2 separate regions of the Homo sapiens genome follow, and region 2 is linked to region 1. A link is a contact called in ENCODE Hi-C or POLR2A ChIA-PET data. All regions are on one chromosome and are shown on one strand. Each heading gives the region's core, a stretch centred on a gene start or an enhancer-like site at or near the end of the contact. The rest is flanking DNA. Distances are from core to core; before and after follow the strand shown. Region 1 has its middle 55 kb from the start of LINC01104. Region 2 holds the start of LONRF2 (LON peptidase N-terminal domain and ring finger 2).

Evidence for each region. Hi-C counts contacts between places; a loop is a spot of excess contacts on that map. ChIA-PET counts read pairs that join two places held with the same protein, here RNA polymerase II (POLR2A). Pooled maps may share reads with other maps.
Region 2: a map of Calu3 shows a loop between it and region 1 (9-fold over the local background). The contact joins the promoter of LONRF2 here to the enhancer-like site in region 1. A Hi-C loop is called at or near these places in 6 of 168 maps with a recorded cell type or tissue (A673, Calu3, K562 and 2 more) and 14 of 50 pooled maps. POLR2A ChIA-PET finds 5 or more read pairs at or near these places in 4 of 52 experiments (HEK293T, OCI-LY7 and WTC11).

What each region holds. Positions count from the first base shown.
Region 1 is chr2:100,260,028-100,266,606 of GRCh38, reverse strand. No RefSeq gene overlaps it. Among named protein-coding and RNA genes, the nearest start is that of LINC01104, 55 kb to the right of the region's middle. Within about 2 kb of position 3,789, at least 2 of the 41 ENCODE cell types and tissues checked have a DNase peak (open chromatin) inside an H3K27ac peak, as active enhancers do.
Region 2 is chr2:100,319,322-100,325,900 of GRCh38, reverse strand. It overlaps LONRF2 (LON peptidase N-terminal domain and ring finger 2), which reads left to right and starts at 3,400. Exons shown (of 12, transcript NM_198461.4): 1 at 3,400-4,486. The coding sequence starts at 3,808.

The sequences.
Region 1 (6,579 bases), core at 2,540-5,039:
GGAGAAAGCTCCCAATGGGCAGAATTTGGGGCAGAGTACCTGGTCATCCACTTTGTGTGGAAGGAAAACTAGGCCAGAGTTAGAATATACATGGACTCGTGGGCAGTGCCAAATGGCTTGTCTGGCTTCAGGAGCCTGGAAAGACAAAGGCTGCAAGATCTGGGGCAGGGAGGTCCGGTAGAGGCATGCGGGTAGGCACATGGGAGTGGCAGGCGGAGAGCGTGATGACAGTCTTATTACATGATAGTGCTCACTGGAGAGCATCCACCACAGAAGACGCTCCTAGCAGCCAAGTAGGCGAAATGACTCAGTCAGGTAACATGGGCCAGCCTGTGTCATTGGCCCCCCAGTGCTGGCACAATGGTGGCAGGGATGGAGGCTATGAGTGAGCCCAATGGCACAGCCTTCTACTTACCAAAGATAATGTAGCTACTGCTTCCACCAAGTGTCCAGTCTGCCAGTAATGGAGACAAATACTGAACTTGATAGAAAGCCGAAGGGCCACTGACTCATTCTGAAATCTAAATAGACTGCTACTCTGAGTACAGATTTCTCTCCCAACCAGAAGGCCTCCATCAGAAGCACTAAGACAGGGCTCATGGAGTGTTGGCTTTGTCGGCAGTGGACAGCACCTCCATTGTGAAGGACGCAGCATGGGCTGTGATGGTGGATGCCTGTCACCTACTGAACTAGACAGGAGCTTCTGATCTTATAGGAAATTGGCATGGCTGTTAAAGGCCTAGTGCCAGCTCACAGGCACTACCTGACAAGAATGGGATGCTGTCCTCCAGGATGCAGGAGGCACTTGGGATCAAGCACTTTTACATGACACTTTGTCCCCAGTAGAAAGCCCTCAGGTCTGGAAACCAAGATGTGCTGACTCCAGCTCCCAGAAGCCAACTTGGAGCATCTGTGCTTCCCATGCCCTGAATTCTGAGCTCTGCAGGTTGAAATGTCTGGGTTTCCAAAGGGAAATTTTTCCCTGGGGACACAGCGACCCAACCCCTCACTCAAACTCAAAGTAAGGGAGTGAACTGCTAAGGTCACAGACTAACCTGGGCCTATGCTAGGCCCCAGGCCTCCTGGATCCCTGCCTCTGGCCGGACCACGGTCTCAGGCAGGACCACTGCTTCTGATTCACACAACTGCCGCCAATGCCCTTTCACAGAGCGCATGGCCTCCGAAGGGTGGAGTCAGGCCAGGCAGTGTGGGAGCGTCCAGAAGATTCAGCACAGCATGCGTGAAGCGAGCACCTGCACCCAGCTGACACTCCCTGTGGGGAGGGAGGGCTTAGGGCTGGGGAGAAGGAGAAGGGTGGGTGTGTGTGTTGGGAGATGAGAGTCAGACATTTCTCCATGCCCCAGGGCCCTTTTTCTTCCTCCTCCCAGTCCTGAGGTGGGGGCTCTGACTCCTAGCACTATGCATACAGTACCCTTATTTCTAGGGGAGGAGGTGGAGATCCCTGCAGTCTGGCTAGGGAGGAGAGTGTGCTGTGTCTCACACCCTTCCATACCCAGGGAGAGTGAGGGGCGTGGTATTCCACACACCCCTGAGACCTAAGATCCCTAACATGGGCCTGGTGGCACACACTGTGGCCTGAAAGAGCAGTCGCTACTGCTCAGCAGATAACCAAGGTGCCAGCTGAGCGGAACCAGCCTCACAGGCCTGCAGAGGCTCAGATCTGCATGTTGGCCCAGACCCCAAAAATGGAACGGTAGGGTGCCCTCAAACCCATGCTCAAGGGTGCACAGGTGCCACCTGCCCCCAGATGCCGCCCCACCTGGGAGATTGTCCCTCCACTGTCACTGTGTCATGATGAAATCTTCAGAAGCCTGGGGATGTGGGGACTGGCCAGAGGCATCTGTGCCCCCAACACTCAACACAGTTCCTGCACAAAGATGCTTGTGGAAGGAAGGAGGGAGGGAAGAAGGAAGGGAAAGATGGAGGCAGGAGGGAGGGGAGGAAGGAAGGGCGGATTCTACTAGAGACCTTCTCTCATTCAGTGGTTCGATGCCACAGCCCACCATAAGGCTGTGCACGCCCAGTGTCTCGCTGGATGCTCATAGCTCAAGGGGCACTTGGGGGTGCTCCAGCCTGGGCACCAGAAGCTCTGCTGGGGCTGCATCTGATTCACATAACTGCAGCCACTGCCCTTAACTTTCCTCCATCGCCTTTGCTGAAGTCAGGATTCCAGCTGAGCCCCGTTCCTCCCTTGCCTCCCTCCCTGCCAAGATTTCTCATGCGGGCCTCTGAGGAGGTGGAGGCCTGCACCCCGCTATCAGGGAGCTCGCAAAAGTGAGTTTCCATCTGCCGAAGACCACCATGCACCCCTCGGTCCGAAAAATGCCACTGACTGACATGACTTTAGAATCTGGGAGTGCTGCACACTTGGTGGGGGAGGGGGAGGGAAGCCCCTTCTAGAAGGTCTGGGCTCTCCCTGGAGACTCTGATGAGGGTCTGAGGAAGTGGGATCCATCCTGTGCTGGCTGCTGTTTCCAAGACAGTCTCAGGAACAGCAGGATTGACTACTGTTTGGGTGCCAGCAAGAGCAAGGAGGGCTCAGCATTTGGGGATTCGTAGCAAAAGAGGGGTGCAGCAAAGCGGCTCTAGGGCACGATTGGTGAGGAAGCAGTGCTCACTCAAGGGAGATCATCCTGGCATTTTCCAGCTATAGGTTGACCCCGGGAGAAATGGCATTTTCGGCGGATGCTGCAGCTGGCTTTATCAGAGTGTGTCCTCCCAGCGGGATTAACAGCTAGGCTGCTTTCTTCTCTTTTCAGTCCAGGCTGATTTTGACTGTCACAGAGAAAAGTGTTCAAGAAGATGTTGAAGAAATATTCACCCTGACTGCAAATCCCCACACTGAGAAGTATTCCTTCTATTTACTTTGTACCTCCTATAATAACAAGGACAGCCTTCTTCACATGGTTGTCATGCAAATGCCTATAGAATAAATGAATGCATGCAAGAACGAATGAGTTATATGTTTTAAATAACGTTTTGGTTTTTTTAAAAATGTGCTAAATGTTTTAGGTATGTTAACTCCTTATGCCAACCTTATGAACATGTCATAGGACAATCTATTGTTATCCTCATTTTACAGATAAGGAAACGGAGGCTTTGAGGCATTAAGGCGCTTGCACAAGGTTGCAGCAAGTGTGGAATCGGGACCAGAAGACAGACAAGACAGGTTGGTCTGACTCCAGAACCTGCAGGCTGCGATGATACAGCTCAAGAGTGACACTGCTCCCTCAGAAGCCTGTGCCACCTCTTGTATTTCGGTTGTTTATTATTTTACTTTTTTATTATACTCCAGGTTCCTCAAAGGCAAAGGACCCTGTCCTAATTCATCCCCCCATTATCTTGCACAGAGCTCTGCTTGTAGTCTTTCATGGATACTTGATGATTCAATGAATAAAGAAGAAAGAGAGGGACAGAAGAGAAGGAGAGGATGGAAGGAAGGAAAGGAGGGAGGGGAAGGAAGGAGGGGGCTGTCATTTTGGTCAAATTTCCTTCATAAGGACAAGAGATGGGTAAGGCGAGCCCTTGTCTTTTGCGCCACCTGCTGGACATCCTCCAGTACTGCAGGGGACTGGAGAGCCCGGGTATGAGCTGCGAGCAGGATTTCCCTGCTTTCCAAAGATTTGGGATACATCAGCGACGTTGACAAGGCTTCGCTGAGAACCCAGGACGAATGGCTTCAAGACGACAAACCATAGGCCATATCATTGTGAAGCAGGACCACCCTAGATGTCTCTCCACTGTCACATGCCCTAGGCAGAGTTGGACGTCCCTCTGTCAAAGAGGCCAGTTGGAAGATCCTGTTGTCAACCAGCTCCATTTCCCCGCTGACCTACATAGCTACCCTTCTTCATCTCCGCTTGATCTTCAGGTGGCGCTGTGTCACACACTCTAGCTTTAAGTTTCTCTGTGCTCAGGCCTCTTTCTTGAGTGGCTATTACTTTAAAATATTTTATATTTAAAGATATTGGAGACCTTCACTTAAAGGAGCCCTGGAATGAGTCCTTTTATGAAGCCAAGGACCTTTTCACAAAGCCAAAGGATTTACCTTTATTGTACATTTAAAAGATTTTTTACAAAATCCTGGACACAGCTGTATAAATAGTAAAAGAGGATGAACTGATTATCTTTTACTGATCATGGTGAAACCAAAATCACCTAGTTTCACAGATATGTGGAAGGTTTCTCCTGGAGTCTGTAAGAGTGACAGCAGGTCAGAGAATGGATTAAGAGTCTGGGGAAATGAACTCTTGGGCAAACTTGCTTACTAGATACAAACCGAGTATAGTGCTCTGTCCTTCCCAACAATGGTGACAGCGGCCGCAGCTCCTTCCTCAAAAAGCCTGTTTTCATGCTGCTTCCTCCATTTACAGGGAAGTATCAGTGGTTACCACGCCAAGGGAGAGTGGCTTTGTAACATAGCTTTGGAAGCCTGAGTCCTGTGTCTCTGCCCCTTTGTTAGGTGCTGTAAGGTGAAGACTGTAGGATTTGAGTCATATCTAGTTTCAGATTTTGTCCCCAGCCCTCACTAGGTGTGGTTCAGTTAACCTAAGCTCACTAAACTTCACTTTCCTCACCTGTGAAATGGGATAACAAACTCATCTGCCAGGGTTATTCTGAGGATAGATAAATTCATGTAAACATAGTAAGCTCCAAAGAAATGGTAGCTGTTATTATCCCGAGTGGAGATGGGTGAGGCCTCTAGTAATCTATATCTTCATTCTCTCCTTCCTTCTAGGAATACGCTCAGCTTACAAACTACAGTTCCAATGGCCAATACGATAAAAGGAAGTTATTGGGTGAAACCTCAGGAAATGCTATTGAAGGGGAAGCTTATGCTTCTGACAGTCAGCCTCTGAGCTTTCCCTCTTCTTTCTTTTCCCTGCCTGGGACTCAGGAGTGAGAGGGGAGCTGAAGCAGATGTCGTGACCATGATGTAGGCTTGTGGAGAAATGCCATGTTTTAGGACTGGTGAAGCAGAAGACAGAGTTGGGGTCTCTCATGACATCGTGGGGCCTCCCTAGCAGCCCTGGACCACCTGCTTCTGAGAAATTTCAGATTACATAAGAGAAAGACACCCCTACCTAGCTGAAGCCCCTGTGACTCGGCATATGTTGGTAGCAGCCACATGCAGTTCCTCACCGGCTCACACATATTAGTGGGCGGCTTTAAGGAGAGACCTTGTCACACTCTGGCCCTCGCTGTCTTTATAAAATGTGGCCATGACTTTGATAACCCCATGGGCCCTCCCAGCTCTCACATGACAGCCCCCCATTTCCCCCTCCTGAGTCTGGGGGTGACTCAGTGCAGAGTTTCCTTGGTCTCATCTGTCTCTCTCTCTCCTTTCTCTGCGATGCAGCAGCCTGGTTGGGGCCTAGAAGGCTTCAGGCCAGCCATCCAGATCACCTGTTGCTGCCCCTCCAATGTGGCCCGAAGGGGTCGCTCTCAGCGCACCTTCAGAGCTGGAGGGTCCTTGTGGCCAGCAGGCTAGGTGGACATTGTCCCTGCAAGCTCAGCCCCGCCCTTCCCATTCCAAGCCGCCTCTGTTGCCTCTCCTCCTCAGTGGAATGAAAGCAAAACTTCAGCAAAAGACAGCAATTGGAGAATTGCTTAAATGAAGAAGAAATAGCAGTCACAGCCCAATGTCCATCAAGTGGCTACATTTGGAATTGGCCACATGGGGTCACTGCACCCTCAGGAATGGAGGGACTTCGGCAGGGTGCCTCTGTCTCTGAAGCATGGACTGGAGAAAGCTGCTGCCTGTGGAAGGGATGGGAGATGCTCCTTTTCTGCAAAGTTGAGCTGCCTGGGACATGCTAAGTCCCTCCCCACGGCCAGGCGGGAAGGCGCTTAGTGTAAGGCCTTGAACCAGAGAACAGTCTTCCAAAATATTACTCTTACCGTGATTTTCATTGTTATTACAGGATTTTGGAATTCCTACGTACTCTTTTTGTTGTTGTTCACAGCTGATGAAATCTGTAGATCCTCTCTGTAAAAAGGTGTGAATATCAAATGCAATAAATCCAGGTCCTGGATGGTGAGTGAGTTTCTGGCTCTGTCTGCTGGGTCTGCTGGGTGCATGATGCCAGGTAGCGTGGTAGAGTCAAAGGACTGTGCTGCAGGCCCCAGGCCTGGGTTTAAATCTTTGCTGGCTAGGTGACCTTGGACAAGGTGCTTCACTTCTTGGAGACTTGAAAGCCTTATTTATAGAATGAGAATTCTAATATCTACCTTGGTTTGGAGTTAATGTATATGGAGCGCCTATCAGTGCAAGGCACATAGTGAGCAATTAGTACATGACCATGCTCTTCTCGGGTTAGGGAGCCCAGGAAGAAGAGAGGCTGGGGAGAAGGATCTGAGCTCAGCTATATGTTCAGATGTAAGTTCTCAGTAGCCTGGGAAAGGCAGGTGCAGGTGGAGCTGGCTGTGAGCTCAGGAGACCTGAGGCTGCCACCTAGGGTGAGATACAGCTGCAGGTATGGGCATCAGCAGGTAACTGAAGCCACTATAAGTGATATATGCCAGTGCCTCTCAAGCCTTCACACACTCAGAAGCATC
Region 2 (6,579 bases), core at 2,151-4,650, 60 kb before region 1:
AAATAGAATAATTTATACATACGTACTCTATCTTGCTGTATTATTTCACTCAGCATAATTATTTTGAATTTCATACATGTTATTTGATACATTAATAGTTCATTCCTTTTTATTTCTGAGTAGTTTTCAATTGTGTAGAGAAATCATAATTTGTTCATTCACCCGTTGAAAGACATTTGAATTATTTCTAGCTTGGGGCTGTTACAAATAAAGCTGCTATGAAGGTTCATGTAGAAGTGTTTGAATGGACATATGCTTTTATTTCTTTTGGATAAATACCTAGAAGTGGAATGGGTGGTTAATATGATAAGTATACAGTTAACATTTTAAGAAACTGTAGTCCAAAGTGGCTGCACCATGGTACACTCCCACTGACAATGTGTGAGAGTTCTGCATATGCCCTGTATTTGCCAGCACTCAGCATGGTCAGCCTTTTTAATCACAGACATTCCACTAGGTGTGCAGTACTAACTGCTTGGGGTTTCATTTGCATTTCCCCAGTGGCTCATAATGCTGAGCATCTTATTTGCCATCAATATGTCTTCTGTAATGAAATGACTGTTCAAATCTTCCACTCACTTTTTAATCCAGTTCTGTATTTTCTTATTGAGTTCTTGGATTTCTTTATATATTTTTGGTTCGTACTTTATCAGCTATGTGATCGGCAAATATTTTCTCCTAGTGTGTAGCATGTCTTAGCAGTGTCTTTAAAACAGCAGAAGTCCTCAATTTGATCCAATTTATTGATGTATCAGTGCCCTAGAAGGAATACTTTTAAATTGGGATTTGTTTTATGGCTCTAAGATGTTCTATATCGGTAAATGTCCCATGTGCACTTGGAAAGAATGTGTATTCTGCTATTGTTGGGTGGAGTGTTCTATAAACATCAATCAGATTGAGTTGGTTTGTAGAATTGCTCAAGTCTTCTATAGCCTCACTGATTTTCAGTATACTTGTATTAATTGTTGAAAGAGGGGTGTTTTATTTTTAAGTTCTGGGGTACACGTGCAGGATGTGAAGGTTTGTTACATAGGTAAACGTGTGCCATGGTGGTTTACTGCACCTATCAAACCATCACCTAGGTTTTAAGCCCCACATGAATTACTTATTTTTCTTCATGCTCTCCCTTCCTCGGTCCCACCGCCGACAGGCCCCAGTGTGTGTTGTTCCCCTCCCTGTGTCCATGTGTTCTCATTGTTCAGTTCCCACTCATAAGTGAGAATATGCAGCATCTGGTTTTCTGTTCCTGTGTTGGTTTGCTGAGGATAACGGCTTCCAGCTCCATCCATGTCCTTACAAAGGACATGATCTTGTTCTTTTTATGGTGAAAAAGGGATATTTAAATATCCAACTATAATTATTAATTTACCTATTTCACCTTACAGTTCTATCAGTTTTTGCTTCAAATATTTGAAAGCTCTGTTATTGGGAACACACGCGGTTAGGACTATTATGTCCTCTTGACCAACTAACACCTTTATCATTATGAAATGGCTGTCCTTTCTCCTAGCAATGTTCTTGGCTATGTAATAGACTTTGTCAGCTATCAATATAGTCACTCTAGATTTATTTTGCTTAGAGTTAACTAGAACATCTTTTTCCATCCTTTTACCTTTACCTTATTTGTATTTTCATATTTAAAAGTTCTTTTTTGGTAGGCAGCATATATCTGGGTCTTCCTTTTGACAATCTTTGCCTTTTAATTATGGTATTTAGACAATATTTAATGAACATTAACCGATATAATTGGGTTTAAACCTGCCATCTTGCTATTTGTTCTCTATTTGTTTTATCTAATTGTTTCCTTCCTCTCTTTTTATGCCTTCTTTTGGATTAATAGAGTTTTTTTTAACAATTTCATTTCATCTCTATAGGCTTTTAAACTATAGCTCTTTGTGTTATTTAGGAGGTTGCTTTAGGGTTAGAGGACACATCCTTAACTCATTACAGTCTTTCTTAAAGTGACATTATACCATTTCACATATAGCATTAGAACCTTACAACAGTATCCTGCCATTTCTCCTCTACCTGCCTTTGTGTTATATTTGTGATATATTTTATTTCTATGTGTTATAAACCTCACAACACACTAACATTTTTGCTTTAAACACTTCTGGCTCTCAGCAGGCATACCTCCGGCAAGCTTCTTTCTGTTCTCTTGCTAGATATTTGTCTAAAATAAGAACAAATAGGATCTGAGATCATAAGGTTTCACAATCTTTACTGTATGGTCTGTGCTCTGAAGCTTTTTCCCCATTGCTTCCTGATTGTTGGTTGTGAATTTGATGGATAAATGACCCTCAAATATAAGTGAATTGTTATTCTATAAAGAAAGCAGATAAAAATCCAAACAGTGATTGAAAAAGTGAATTTGAAATAATTCAGTAATGAAAAAGAGACCCAAACAGTACACTGTTATCAATTAAGTTAGGTAGACAGCTGGGGGAAATCCTTCATGGAAAAGGAGGTGGGTACTCTGCATTTGTTTATTGTAGAACTAGAGGGCTGGCCAAAAATTGCCCCTTTTTCCCTTTTAGGAACTGGTCTAAAATGTTCTCTCACTTAATGAGGCATTTCTCCTTTCCCAAAGCCAGATGTGGTCGAGGTATTGTATATTTTCTTTAGCCAGCAGTTTTAGATGTAGAAAAACCTCTCCAATTTTTTAAAAAAATTTATTCTTGAAATATGAACAGTAGTATGAATTCTAGAATATTGTAATGCATTTTATTGTATTCAAATACACAGGATAAAACAGATACTGTGACGACAGGAAGAAGGGAGCAGGCTACATAGGAGAAATACATAGGCTATATAGGAGAAATTATGAACCCGGTTAATACGCACAGAGGATTTTAATTTAAACCTTGCTTGTACACCAACGGAGCGTTTAGCTCCCTCTCCCCAGCAACTTATGTCTGCAGTACTCCATACTAGGGCACCCTTTCTATTTCTATTCTAATTCTATTAATTAGAATTCTATTTCTAATTCTATTTCTGCTTCCTAATCAAGGGCACAATACAATTGTCCACTTCTCGAATCCCTCCTCCTCCTGGTATCTGGTTCTCTTGGCCCTCCACGTTCTCTGTTAAAATGAGTTCTCAAAGGCCTCAGCCTAGAGTTAAGAGAAGAAGCTCGCTGAGGCGGGGCCTCTGGGTGCCCACTTCAGCCTCCCCAGTCATTTAGGACAATTTCCTAAGTCGAAGCTAGAGATGCGTGATGCGTTTGGTGACTTTTCCTGGGTTCTTGCTTAAGCGGAGCCACAGGTTGTGGGGGCGGCCAGGCCTCTGGGGAAGAGCAGGTGCCGCGGTGCCGGCGCGCCAGCAGCCCGCGGCCAAGGCCACCTGCTCCCAGGGCCCCGGCACCTCTGCGGGGAGGCGGCAGGCAGAGGACGCGCGCGCAGTCGCGCAGGAGCCCTCAGGCGAGTGGGGGAAGCATCGCAAGAGACGCGGACCTGGAGCGCGGTCACTGCGTTACCGCAGCGACCTGGGTTACCTAAGCCGGCGGGACTGAGAGGCCGCTGCGCGTGGGCAGGGGCTCAGATTGCGCCCGCGGTGCCTGTCCCGGCCCCCACCCCGGAACGATTGCAGCCCTGCGGGGCTCGCCGCCCACACCGCGCTGAGGACGCTGCCCAAGCCAGGCGCCCGCCCCCGCCCGCGGTCTCAGCCGCTCGCAGCGCGCCGCCCCCAGACGCGCGTGGCTGCTGGCGAGGGCTGAGACCGCGCTCCCGCCGGCCAGTTCCCAGCAGCAGCGCATCCTCCCTGCTCCGCGCCTTCGCTCCGGACCCGCGTCGTCGCAGCCCCGCGGTGATGAGCCCCGAGCCGGTCCCGCCGCCGCCGCCGCCCCAGTGTCCTGGCTGCGACCGCGCGGAGCCGATCGCCCAGCGCTTAGAGGAGGGCGACGAGGCCTTCCGCGCGGGCGACTACGAGATGGCAGCCGAGCTCTTTCGCTCCATGCTAGCCGGGCTGGCGCAGCCGGACCGCGGCCTGTGCCTGAGGCTGGGGGACGCGCTGGCCCGCGCCGGCCGCCTCCCCGAAGCCCTGGGCGCGTTCCGCGGCGCCGCGCGGCTCGGGGCGCTGCGGCCGGAGGAGCTGGAAGAGCTGGCGGGCGGCCTGGTGCGCGCCGTGGGCCTGCGCGACCGGCCGCTGTCCGCGGAGAACCCGGGCGGCGAGCCCGAGGCGCCCGGCGAGGGAGGGCCGGCCCCGGAGCCCCGCGCGCCCCGCGACCTGCTCGGCTGCCCGCGCTGCCGGCGGCTGCTGCATAAGCCGGTGACGCTGCCCTGCGGGCTCACAGTCTGCAAGCGCTGCGTGGAGCCAGGGCCCGCGCGGCCGCAGGTGCGGCGCGTGAACGTGGTGCTGAGCGGCCTGCTGGAGAAGTGCTTCCCGGCCGAGTGCCGGCTGCGCAGGCTGGCAGGCCAGGCGCGGAGCCTGCAGCGCCAGCAGCAGCCGGAGGCCGCGCTGCTCAGGTGCGACCAGGCCCTGGAGCTGGGTGAGTCGGCTGCGGGGCGGGTCCGCCTCCCCTACACCTGTCCGGCCCAGCAGCGGGGTGGGGAGCTGGCCGGTGGGCCCGAGGCTTTGGGCTTTCGAGAGCTTTGTCTAGGCTTAGGGGTCACTTTGCTTCCTAAGGATGGGAAGGTGAAAGGTGGGGGCGGCCACACCCTGCAGCCAGGAGAGGCCAAGTGCACCCCACTGGTTTTGTCTTTTCCAGGATGCTGGTAAGTTTCCCGCGGCCCCCGGAGCAGCTCTGTAAGGTCCTGTAATTGCTTTTCGGCATCTTCTGCGCTGTTGAGGAGCGGGGAGGATGACGAAATATTTTTGCTCATCCTGAAGGAAAATGCACATAGCTGACACACTACAGGCGCAGAAAGGGGTGCCTTGTGCTGGGGCAAGATTTGCTTTGGGTTTCAGCTAATATAGCCAGGAAGGAACCGCCTCCACTCTGCTGTAATCACGTCAAACGCTCCGGCTCTAGCCTGCTCTCTGTCTCAGAGGCCATCATTAGATGTCATGGCGTATTTAACTTACTAGATAGTTACACTGACTAGTGTGTGTAGTTTTAAATTGTTCATTCAGTCATTTCCTTATTTATCTGAGGCCTAAGGCCAGCAACAGGCACTCTCCTGCCTTCACCCAGCCACCACCTGTTAACACTATTTAGCTGAAAGGAAGACCAAACTTCTGTCATCGTTTTGGCTTTGACATATGAGTATGCGCTCTATTGGCAGTTGTTTTGGGCAGTGTGAGGAGGACGGTTTGCTTTCTGGTTTCACCGGTTTTATAATAGGGCATATACGATTTAAAGCACTAGCCGAGAAGACTTGTTGAATCTCTTGTTACTAAAATAATCTACTACCATGCTGTAGTCAGTGCACATTTTATTTTAAACTTAGGATTAAGGTTTTCCCTTTTAGAAGGCACAAATTATAAAGTGACTAGCATTCAATTTTGTCTTGCAAAAAAAAAGATCCAAATATTGAACAAGTGTTCAATATCTGTATCTAAATTGGGATATTCTCTGCTGGAATAGAGCACTTAACTCAGCTTTTCTAACGAGTATTCTGTAGTTTTTGCAACCAACATATCCATACTTTAACAGGCATATTTTTTAGTTTTCTACTAATTTAGGTATTGATGGTGTTAGAGCAGCACTATCCAATTAGAACTATTGTGTAAGCCACACATAATTTGGGATTTTCTTGTAGCTACATTAAAAGGGTGAAAAAAGCAGGTGAAATTTATTTTAGCAATTTTTAACCCTATACATCCAAAATATTATTTCAACATGCCTTCAATTTTAAAAAATAATTGAGATTTTACTTTTTTAAACTAAGCCTTTGAAATTCGTTATATATTTTGCATTTACTGCACTACCCAATTCCAACATCAAATTTTCATCAGAAATACTTCATCTGTATTTAGATGTTGGAGAAGATGTAGAAAAATGAAAACTGTGATATTTATATGCTGCTAATGGGACTGCAAATTATGCCCCTGAAAAATATTTGGTAGTATCTACAGATGTTAAGCCTGTCCTTGGCCAAATAGTTTCAAAGAGGTATATGCATATGTGCCCCCAAAAGAATGTGCAATTAGATACAAGAGTGTATGTCATTGTTAGAGATACCCCAAAAGTGCACACAACCCAAATGTCCAGTAAGAGCAGAAGGGGTGAATATATGATTATGTTTTCATAGCATACTATACAGAAAGAAAATAAATCAACTACAGTTACAAACTACAATGTGGACAAATCTCACAAACATAATGTTAAGTGGAAGAAGCCAGACTCAAGCATTTTTACTATATGATCCTATTTATCTGTAAGCCCAAACAGACAAAATTACTGTAGGATGTTAGAAGTAAGGACAATGGTTACCTTGGGGGGATGAAAAGGGAATAGTGATTGTGAGGAAGTATGAGAGGGATCTGTGGGGTAGTGGTGATGTTCTGTTTCATGATTTAGGGGATGGATACACAAGTGTGTTCACTTTGCAATAGTTCATTGCACTATATACTTATATTTTTAGCTTTTCTGTATATATATTAGACCTAATTTAAACGTTTTTAAAATAGGCTATTTCA